Linked DNA regions of Homo sapiens: region 2 is linked to region 1. Evidence: chromatin contacts called from ENCODE Hi-C or POLR2A ChIA-PET data. All regions are on one chromosome and are shown on one strand. The core of a region is the stretch at or near the end of the contact, and the rest is flanking DNA. Distances in the headings are between cores, read along the strand shown.

The links. Hi-C counts contacts between places; a loop is a spot of excess contacts on that map. ChIA-PET counts read pairs that join two places held with the same protein, here RNA polymerase II (POLR2A). Pooled maps may share reads with other maps.
Region 2: a pooled map shows a loop between it and region 1 (5-fold over the local background). The contact joins two enhancer-like sites. A Hi-C loop is called at or near these places in 9 of 37 single-sample maps with no recorded cell type and 10 of 50 pooled maps. POLR2A ChIA-PET finds 5 or more read pairs at or near these places in 2 of 52 experiments (PC-9 and activated T-cell).

What each region holds. Positions count from the first base shown.
Region 1 is chr6:38,671,915-38,676,129 of GRCh38, forward strand. It overlaps GLO1 (glyoxalase I), which reads right to left. Exons shown (of 6, transcript NM_006708.3): 6 at 4,011-4,215. Among named protein-coding and RNA genes, the nearest start is that of GLO1, 29 kb to the right of the region's middle. Within about 2 kb of position 2,022, at least 2 of the 41 ENCODE cell types and tissues checked have a DNase peak (open chromatin) inside an H3K27ac peak, as active enhancers do.
Region 2 is chr6:38,769,332-38,773,546 of GRCh38, forward strand. DNAH8 (dynein axonemal heavy chain 8) reads left to right here. Exons shown (of 93, transcript NM_001206927.2): 12 at 1,082-1,228. Among named protein-coding and RNA genes, the nearest start is that of DNAH8, 56 kb to the left of the region's middle. Within about 2 kb of position 1,945, at least 2 of the 41 ENCODE cell types and tissues checked have a DNase peak (open chromatin) inside an H3K27ac peak, as active enhancers do.

The sequences.
Region 1 (4,215 bases), core at 772-3,271:
CATCTGTAAATAAGGAGGAAAGCATAAAATTAGGAATTCTGTACTCAGATTTCTTTATAAATGCTTTAAATTCACACTCTAAGGAAACTTGAATTGGAAATCTTAGACCAGTGGTTCTCAACAGAGCAGTACTGACCCCTAGGGGTTACTTCGGAGACTTGTGGGACATTTTTGGTTGGGTTTCACTATTGGTATTTAGTGGATGGTGAGCAGGGATGTTAGACATCCTGTAATGACCTGTATAACTTTGGAAAGTCCCACTGAGTATTCATATAGGTAAAAAGCCTACTTTTCCCCTCAAGGAGATGGAGCATAACTCCCCCCAGCCAGTGTGGGCTTTACATAATGAGTTTCTTCCTCATCACTACCACTGCCAGGTGATTAAGGTTAACATAGTAAGATCAGGGACATGTCATGTTGATAGTATGTCCCCTTGATGTGACAAGAGCACTTTGTCTCTGTGGTATTCCTCCAAAAAACAATAATCCCAGTTTTATCATGACAAAAAAAATCAGAAGATCCCAATTGAAAAACGTTTTGCAAAATACCTAGTGAGTACTCCTCAAAGCTGTCAAAGTCATCAAAAACAAGGAAAGTCTGAAAAACTGTCACAGTCTGGAGTAGCCTAAGGATACATGGTGACTAAATGGAATGTGGTTTCCTGAATGTCACCTGTAAGGAAACAGCAGGTAAAAATGAAGGAAATTGGAATAAGTATGGACTTCAGTTAATAATATCAATATAGTTTCATTAATTGTGATAAATGTCCCACACTAATGTAAGATTTTTAAAATAGGGGAAACTAGGTATGTGGTGTATGTGAATTCTGCACTATCTTTGCAACATTTCTGCAAATCTAAAACTATTCTAAATTTTAAAAAAGAATTAAAGCCTGCTTTTTATTATCTGAACTTACAACTTGTATCTTACTTATTTGCATTTATAATTTTAATATTTGCTAGGGAAAAAACTATTCTATAAACAAAAAAGTTACTCTTTTATTCGAAACTTTAGCAAGAATTGATCACCATTTTGGGAAATATTTCCAACATAACATCATGTTTTTGAGTCATCAGTAAAATGCACCTGTTATGAATATGTATTTAAATTTGTAAAATTATAGCTCTTCATGAATCATAAATTCAGTCTTTATTTAAAATATCAAAGAGTGTCAACAATACTCTGATGTTTTCTTCTTCCATATGTAAGGGCAAGCACCTGACTACTCCATTGTCTTCTAGTCTATGTGGGCACTGACATACTAAAATGCACAATTTTATTGCAACCTGATTATATTTCTCCTTCATATTACCATAAAGGTATTGACTGATGTTTCTTCATGTCGTGCCAATAAGTAGGTTATATCATGTGAATGTCATTTCAGGATAGTGGATGTGATAGATATTATGTTACAATGTTATTATAAACAGGGTCAGCTAAGTCTAATATGATTGAGAACCACAATCTCAGACCTAAGCTCTGAGGGCAAGAAATGTTTCATTTCTTACAGTACTCTGCACCTAATATCTAATTCTCAATATCTAATTTGACTCTGGGTGCGGTTTCTGTTTACACCTACCCAGAAGCCCCTATTTGCTCCTCCATTCTGGCAGTCTCAATTCTGATTCACTGTCCACCCTCATGCAGCCAGCTTGGGTAAATACGATCCATCTAAGTCAGAGTGTTCCCACCCCCTTGGCCAGTGATTAGACAGGTAAGTGACCCAGTACTGGTTGAGATATGACGGGAATTTTGCTGAGGAGCTTAGGGAAAGGTTTTTCACTCCTTATCAAAGACACATGAGGAATAAAATGATATTTTCTTTCACTGGACATTTCTATTAGTCCGTTCTCATGCTGCTATAAGGACATGCCCGAGACTGGGTAATTTATAAAGGAATGAGGTTTAATTGACTCACAGTTCTGCAAGGGTGGGAAGGTTTCAGGAAACTTACAATAACGGCGGAAGGGGAAGCAAACACATCATTCTTCACAGGGTGGCAGGAAGGAGAAAGGGGAAGCCCCTTATCAAACCATCAGATCCCGTGAGAACTCACTATCACGAGAATAGCATGGGGGAAACCACACCCATGATTCAATTACCTCCCACTGGGTCCTTCCAATGACATGTGGGGATTATGGGAACTTCAATTCAAGGTGAGATTTGGGTGGGAACACAGCCAAATCCTATCAACATTGTTGGTCTACACATGATACCTAGAATCATGGTAGGCATCTTTGATCATATTATTGGTCCAGTGAGAAAAAATGCTAAAAATGACAGGATGGGAAAGATGGAAATAATCTGGGGTTCTTGTTATCTCTGAACCCTCTACCAACCCATTTTATTATTATTTTTGAGACGAAGTTTCGCTCTTGTTGCCCAGGCTGGAGTACAATGGCGTGATCTCAGCTCACCCCCCAGGTTCAAGTGATTATCCTGCCTCAGCCTCCCAAGCAGCTGGGATTACAAGTGCCCACCACCATGCCTGGCAAATTTTGTATTTTCAGTAGAGACAGGGTTTCATCTTGCTGGTCAGGCTGGTCTCAAACTCCTGACATCAAGTGATCCACCTGCCTCAGCCTCCCAAAGTGCTGGGATAACAGGCGTGAGCCACTGCGCCTGGTCAACCAATCCATTTTACAATCTCTTAAGTGCTGGCTTTTTTTCTTATTGCCAATAGCAAGCATCCTTACTAACACTCTTCATAATCAGTTGGATGGCTGAGGATTATTTATATATACTGTACTATGGACTGAATGTTTGTGTCCTGCGGCTCCCTTCCATACATATGTTTAAGCCTAATTTTCAGTGTGATGGTATTCGGAGGTGGGGCCTTTGGGAGGTAATGTCATGAGGGTAGAACCCTCATGAATGGAATTAGTGCCCTTTTAAGAGATGATTTATCTTGGATGTGTGAGAACACAGTGAGAAGGTGCCTGTCTACAAGTCAGGAAGTGGGTCCTCACCAGACACTGGATCTGCTGGTGCCTTGATCTTGGGACTTCCCAGCCTCCAGAACTGTGAGACATAAATGTTTGTTGTTTAAGCCACCCGGTCTATGGTATTTTTATTAAAATTGCCTCAACTAAGACACACTCTATGCAATCATGGTCAAAATACTGTGTGGGAAAGCCTCAAGTGATTCCCTTTCAGCCATCTGCTCTTCATTCAAACCACCTGTATTATAATCATTCTAGCCTTAGCTATGTAGGGCTCATAGGAGACTGACTTGTTTTACATTGACCATGATCATGGAAAATAAGAAAACTTACTTCTTGTGACCTACTTTGTACTTTCGTACAACTTCTCAGGTAAGTGAATTTGGAAGTGAATTGTTCTTTTCCCTAACAAGGCGTAGTGTTACCATATACAGTTGTCCCTCGGTGTATGTGGAGGATTGGTTCCAGGACTGCCCATGGATACCAAAATCTGTGCATACTTAAGTCCCACAGTTGGCATATGAAAAGTCAGCCCCCTTTGTACTGTATTTTCAACCCACATTTGCTTGAAAAAAATCCCTGTATAAATAAACCAGTGGAGTTCAAACCTATGTTGTTCAAGGGCCAACTGTACATTTAAAAAAAATGCATATAGGAATGAATTTAAAGAATGAGCAAGGGCTATCTTTTGGCAAGTTTTACTCAGCAAGTGGAGAAGGCTTCTTTCCTTGGAAATAAAGCTTAAATTACTGAATTTGTGAATGTATTAGCCCTCCCGTTTGTCAGTTCTAGCACTCAACATGTGAAATTGGTCTTCATAAGTTCCTTACCTTTTGATATTCTTCTGTTTGCACTTTATCTACCACAATCCTTTATTCCGTATTCACTTTCTTCTTCCCACCTTTCCCACACTCCCTTATCCATAGACACTACCTGCTTTACGGGCTGTACAGAATCACAATTGTTCTCTCTTCAGAATGAGCCTACAAGCCTTTTCAAATCCTTTCAGTACTCACTAAGGGGAGTTGTTTTTTTTTTTTTTTAAAGAAAGAACATGATGGACAAAGGTTTACAAATTAAACATAGTCTTATTTGAAGTTTCATTTTATTTCAGTCTATAAGTATTGCTATTTGTTTAAAGCACTCACATAAATCCATTTCACCCAAAAAGGAAACATAAAGTGCTTCTAGCAGTACAAGCACGGTTGGCATGGCCTTTCCAAAGGTCTTCCACTAGAGTCTAGAGAAATCTAAATATAGTCATCCACAAACT
Region 2 (4,215 bases), core at 695-3,194, 97 kb after region 1:
CTACATTAGGTATTTCTTCTAATGCTATCCCTCCCCTAGCCTCCCAAGCCAGCTCATTTTTGTTGAATGAGTGAAAAATAATCAGAGACCTCAAAGAGAGCAATGATAATTGTTTTGGAGATTGTGATAGAGGAAAGAATGAGGCCAATTATTCTCAGATCTGAATATTTATAGGAATCACTATAGGAGAGCTAGTTAAAAATATAGATTTCTAAGTCCCACTTGCAGAAATTCTGATTTAGTGGCTGCAGTGGGCAGAATAACGGCCCCCAAAGATGTCTGTGTGCTTATCCTCAGAACCTATCCATAGGTTATGTTACATATGGCAAGGGGTGATTAAGGTTGCAGATGGAATTAAAGTGCTGATCAGCTGATATGGGGATTACCCAAGTGGGCCCAATGTTTAAGGGTTCTTATGTGGGCAAGAGGAGGCAGAAGAGTCAGAATCTGAGAAATGGTGTTATGATAAAGATTTGACTGGGTATTGATGGTTTCAAAAAAGTTTAACATTAACAAAAAAGATTTGGTGTTTAGGAAATGTTAGCTTGACATAATAGTTAATTCCTACTCTACCCAGCAATCTTATTCTCTTTTTTATTTCTATTATGTTCACAAACCAGACCAGTATATCTGTAGTCAAATATTAGGATTTCAGCAATGTACTCATCAAAGACTTTATGACCCTCTTTTGGAAAAATGATTGTCAGATGATAGCTTCGTATGACAGAAACTTCATATTTTATATACCTGCGCATAAAGAATGCTGATTCTAAGATGGATGCGAACTGAATAGAGATGTCTTGATAGATAATTTCTGGACCTCTTGGGAGTTCTAATTGTCATGAAAATGTAAAAACAAATAGTATATGGTATGCTTTGATGTAGGATAAGAGTTAAAGGAAAACAATGAGGATGAATAAAAGTGAGGTTGAAATGAGGATGAAAATATGGTATAAATAAAAAAAAACTATACAGATTTTCACAGTTTGATCAGTTCTGTGTGAGGGTAGAGTTTTTGAATTTTCGATTCCTGAACAAATGTCTCACTTTCTTTTCCCTATTTCTTTTACTTTTCTCATAGGACTGCATTTTTCTATTCAAGGAATATCAGGCATCTTTTCATAAAACAAGGAAACTGATTTCAGAATCCTCAGGGGAAAAATCTTTTGAGGTTTCAGAAATGTATATATTTGGAAAATTTGAAGCTTTTTGCAAAAGACTGGAGAAGGTAAGCATTATGCAGTCATCGTACCCCACTCCACACCACACCTTTTTGGTGATTTTGTACTTTATGTAGTGCCATTGAGAATTATTGTTCCTGATCTCTTGTCCACTATTGTTATGACTTGTCTAATATTACTTATAGGTCACTGCATTTTATTATAACTTATTTTTTCATTCCTGGTTACTGCCTTCTGCCAGTAACACAAACGCTATGGTCAACTTTCACATCTCTCAAGACCTCAGTTTACCTCTACCTATGAAACTTCAACTTAAAAGGCTCTGCTTTTAACTGTTATATTAGGCTGAGAAAAAGTATGAGATGAAATACCTGCAATGCCTGATAGAAGTCAGTAGTTGTGGAATCTCCGGATGTATAAGCATGTCCTCTTTCTGAGCCAGTGTATATGGTGTATACAAAAACATTGTGCGGGTGATATCTTTTCTGGACAGACATAGGTTTGATTAATTTATTAGGACTGGTTGGGAAGGAGTGACATTTTTTTGGGGGATATAGGCCAGCCCATATCAGAGACTTCTTGGAGTCATCCTTTGAAAAGTCTGTAAAGATCTCATTTAGGTATTCTTCCCCCAACTTCGCTAATTCCCTGGATCCTGCTAGTATTTAGAATCTTGTTCATCATTTGTTGGAAAGTAATGCGGAACATTACATAGGTTGAAGACCTAGACATGTTTGGAAGCCTATTTTTATTAGTAACTTCCTGATCAAGCCAGGACAGGAAAGTATGAGTAATGAACAGAACCAAGTTGCTGAGTGGGATCCTTCATACATACTTCTTTGAAGCTGTTTTTTAAATTTGTTTCTTTAACAGCTTTATTGAGACATAATTAATATACTATTTACCCACTTACAACTGTACAAGTCAATGTTTTCTAGTGTATTAACAGGGTTGTGCAATCATTACCACAATCTAATTTTAGAACATTTTCACTCCCACTAAAAGAAACCTTATGTCCATTATCAGTCACACCCCATTCTCTCCTCTCCCCAGTTTTAAGCAACCACTAATCTACTTTCTGTCTCTATAGATGTACCTCTTCTGGACACTTTATATAAATGAAATCATACAATATGTGGTCTTTTGTGGCTACTTTCACTTAGCATAATGTTTTCAAAGCTCATCTATATTATACCATTTTTCAGAACTTCATTCCATTCATCATTGAAGAATATTCCATTGTACGGATAATATCAGTTTATTTTTCTACTCATCAGTTGATGAACATTGGGATTATTTCCTCTTTTTGGCTATTATGAATAATGTTGCTATGAACATTTGTGTACAAGAGTTTGTGTGGGCATATGTTGTCATTTCTCTTGGGTATATGTGCAGAAGTAGAATTGCTAGGTCATATGGCAAATCCATGTTTAACTTTTTGTTGATAACCCCAACTATTTGCCAAAGTAGCTGCATCATTTTGCATTCTAACAGCAAAGTATGAGGTTTATGATTTCTTTTTTTTTTTTTTTTTGAGACGGAGTTTTGCTCTTTCGCCCAGGCCAGAGTGCAGTGGCGTGATCTCGGCTCACTGCAAGCTCCACCTCCCGGGTTCACGACATTCTCCTGCCTCAGCCTCCCGAGTAGCTGGGACTACAGGTGCCCGCCACTACGCCCGGCTAATTTTTTGTATTTTTAGTAGAGACAGGGTTTCACCGTGTTAACCAGGATGGTCTCGATCCTCTGACCTTGTGATCCACCCACCTCGACCTCCCAAAGTGCTGGGATTACAGGCATGAGCCACCACGCCCAGCTGAGGTTTATGATTTCTTCATATCCTTGCCAACATTTGTTATTATCTGTCCTTTTGAATTTAGCCATTCTACTGGGTATGAAGTGGTATCTCATTGAAGTTTTGATTTGCATTTCCCTGAGGGCTAATGATGTGGAGCATATTTTGATGTACTTTTGCCCATTTGTATATCTTCTTTTAAAAAACATCTATTCAGATTCTTTGCATATATTTAACTGAGTTATTTGTCTTTTTATTGTTGAGTTGTAGGAGTTCTTTATATATGCTGGGTATAACTTCCTTATCAGATATATGATTTACACGTATTTTCTCTTATTTTTGGGTTATCTTTTCACTTTCTTGATGGTGTCCTTTGAAGTACGATAGTTTTTAATTTTAATGAAGTTCAATTTATCATGTTTTTCTTTTGTTTTCTTTGTGTTTTTAATGTCATATCTAAGGAAGTGTTGTGTGGGGCTGTTTTATGCACAATAGATTTTTTTAAACATTTTTATTTATTAAATTAAAAAAATTGAGATGGGGTCCTGTTTGTGTTACTCAGGCTGGAGTGCAGTGGCATGATCATAGCTCACTTCAGCCTTGAACTCCTCAGCCTTCTGAGTAGCTGGGACTACAAGCATATACCACCATGCCTAGCTAATTAAACTTTTTTTTTTTTTTTTTTTTTTTTTTTGTAGAGATGGGGTCTTGCTATGTTGATGAGCTGGTCTTGAACTCCTGGCCTCAAGCAGTCCTCCTTCCTCAGCCTCCCAAAGTGCTGGAATTATAGGCATGAGCCACTGTGCTCAGCCAATAGGGATTTTTTTGGGGGCAAATGTTCAGTTAGGCTACTAGCACAAGTCAAATTAATAAATAGGTCTCATTGGTCAGGACAAAGATGCTTAATGTTCTGACTCCACTAGAGCAAAAACCTGGAGGTGGGTCTCAGTTACCCCTACCCCTATTTTCCTGGAGCCAGAACCCTTGCCCACCTGGGTGTCGCTTTGAAATTTGTAGTTTCAGGACTAAACCTTATTAGTGGTAAAGATCTTTGGGGGTGGGTCTAATGCTGAGTAGAATGGTCATCCATCTGTGAAATAGCAGCCCAGGAATTCCTCTGATGCTAGAGGAAGTGGTCTGTAATGACCAGCTGCATCAGCTGCACCCACTCTGGTCTCTGGAGAAGCCCTGCCTCTAGTTTGAAGAATACAACTTCAAGCCACAAGTGCTCAGCAACCAGAG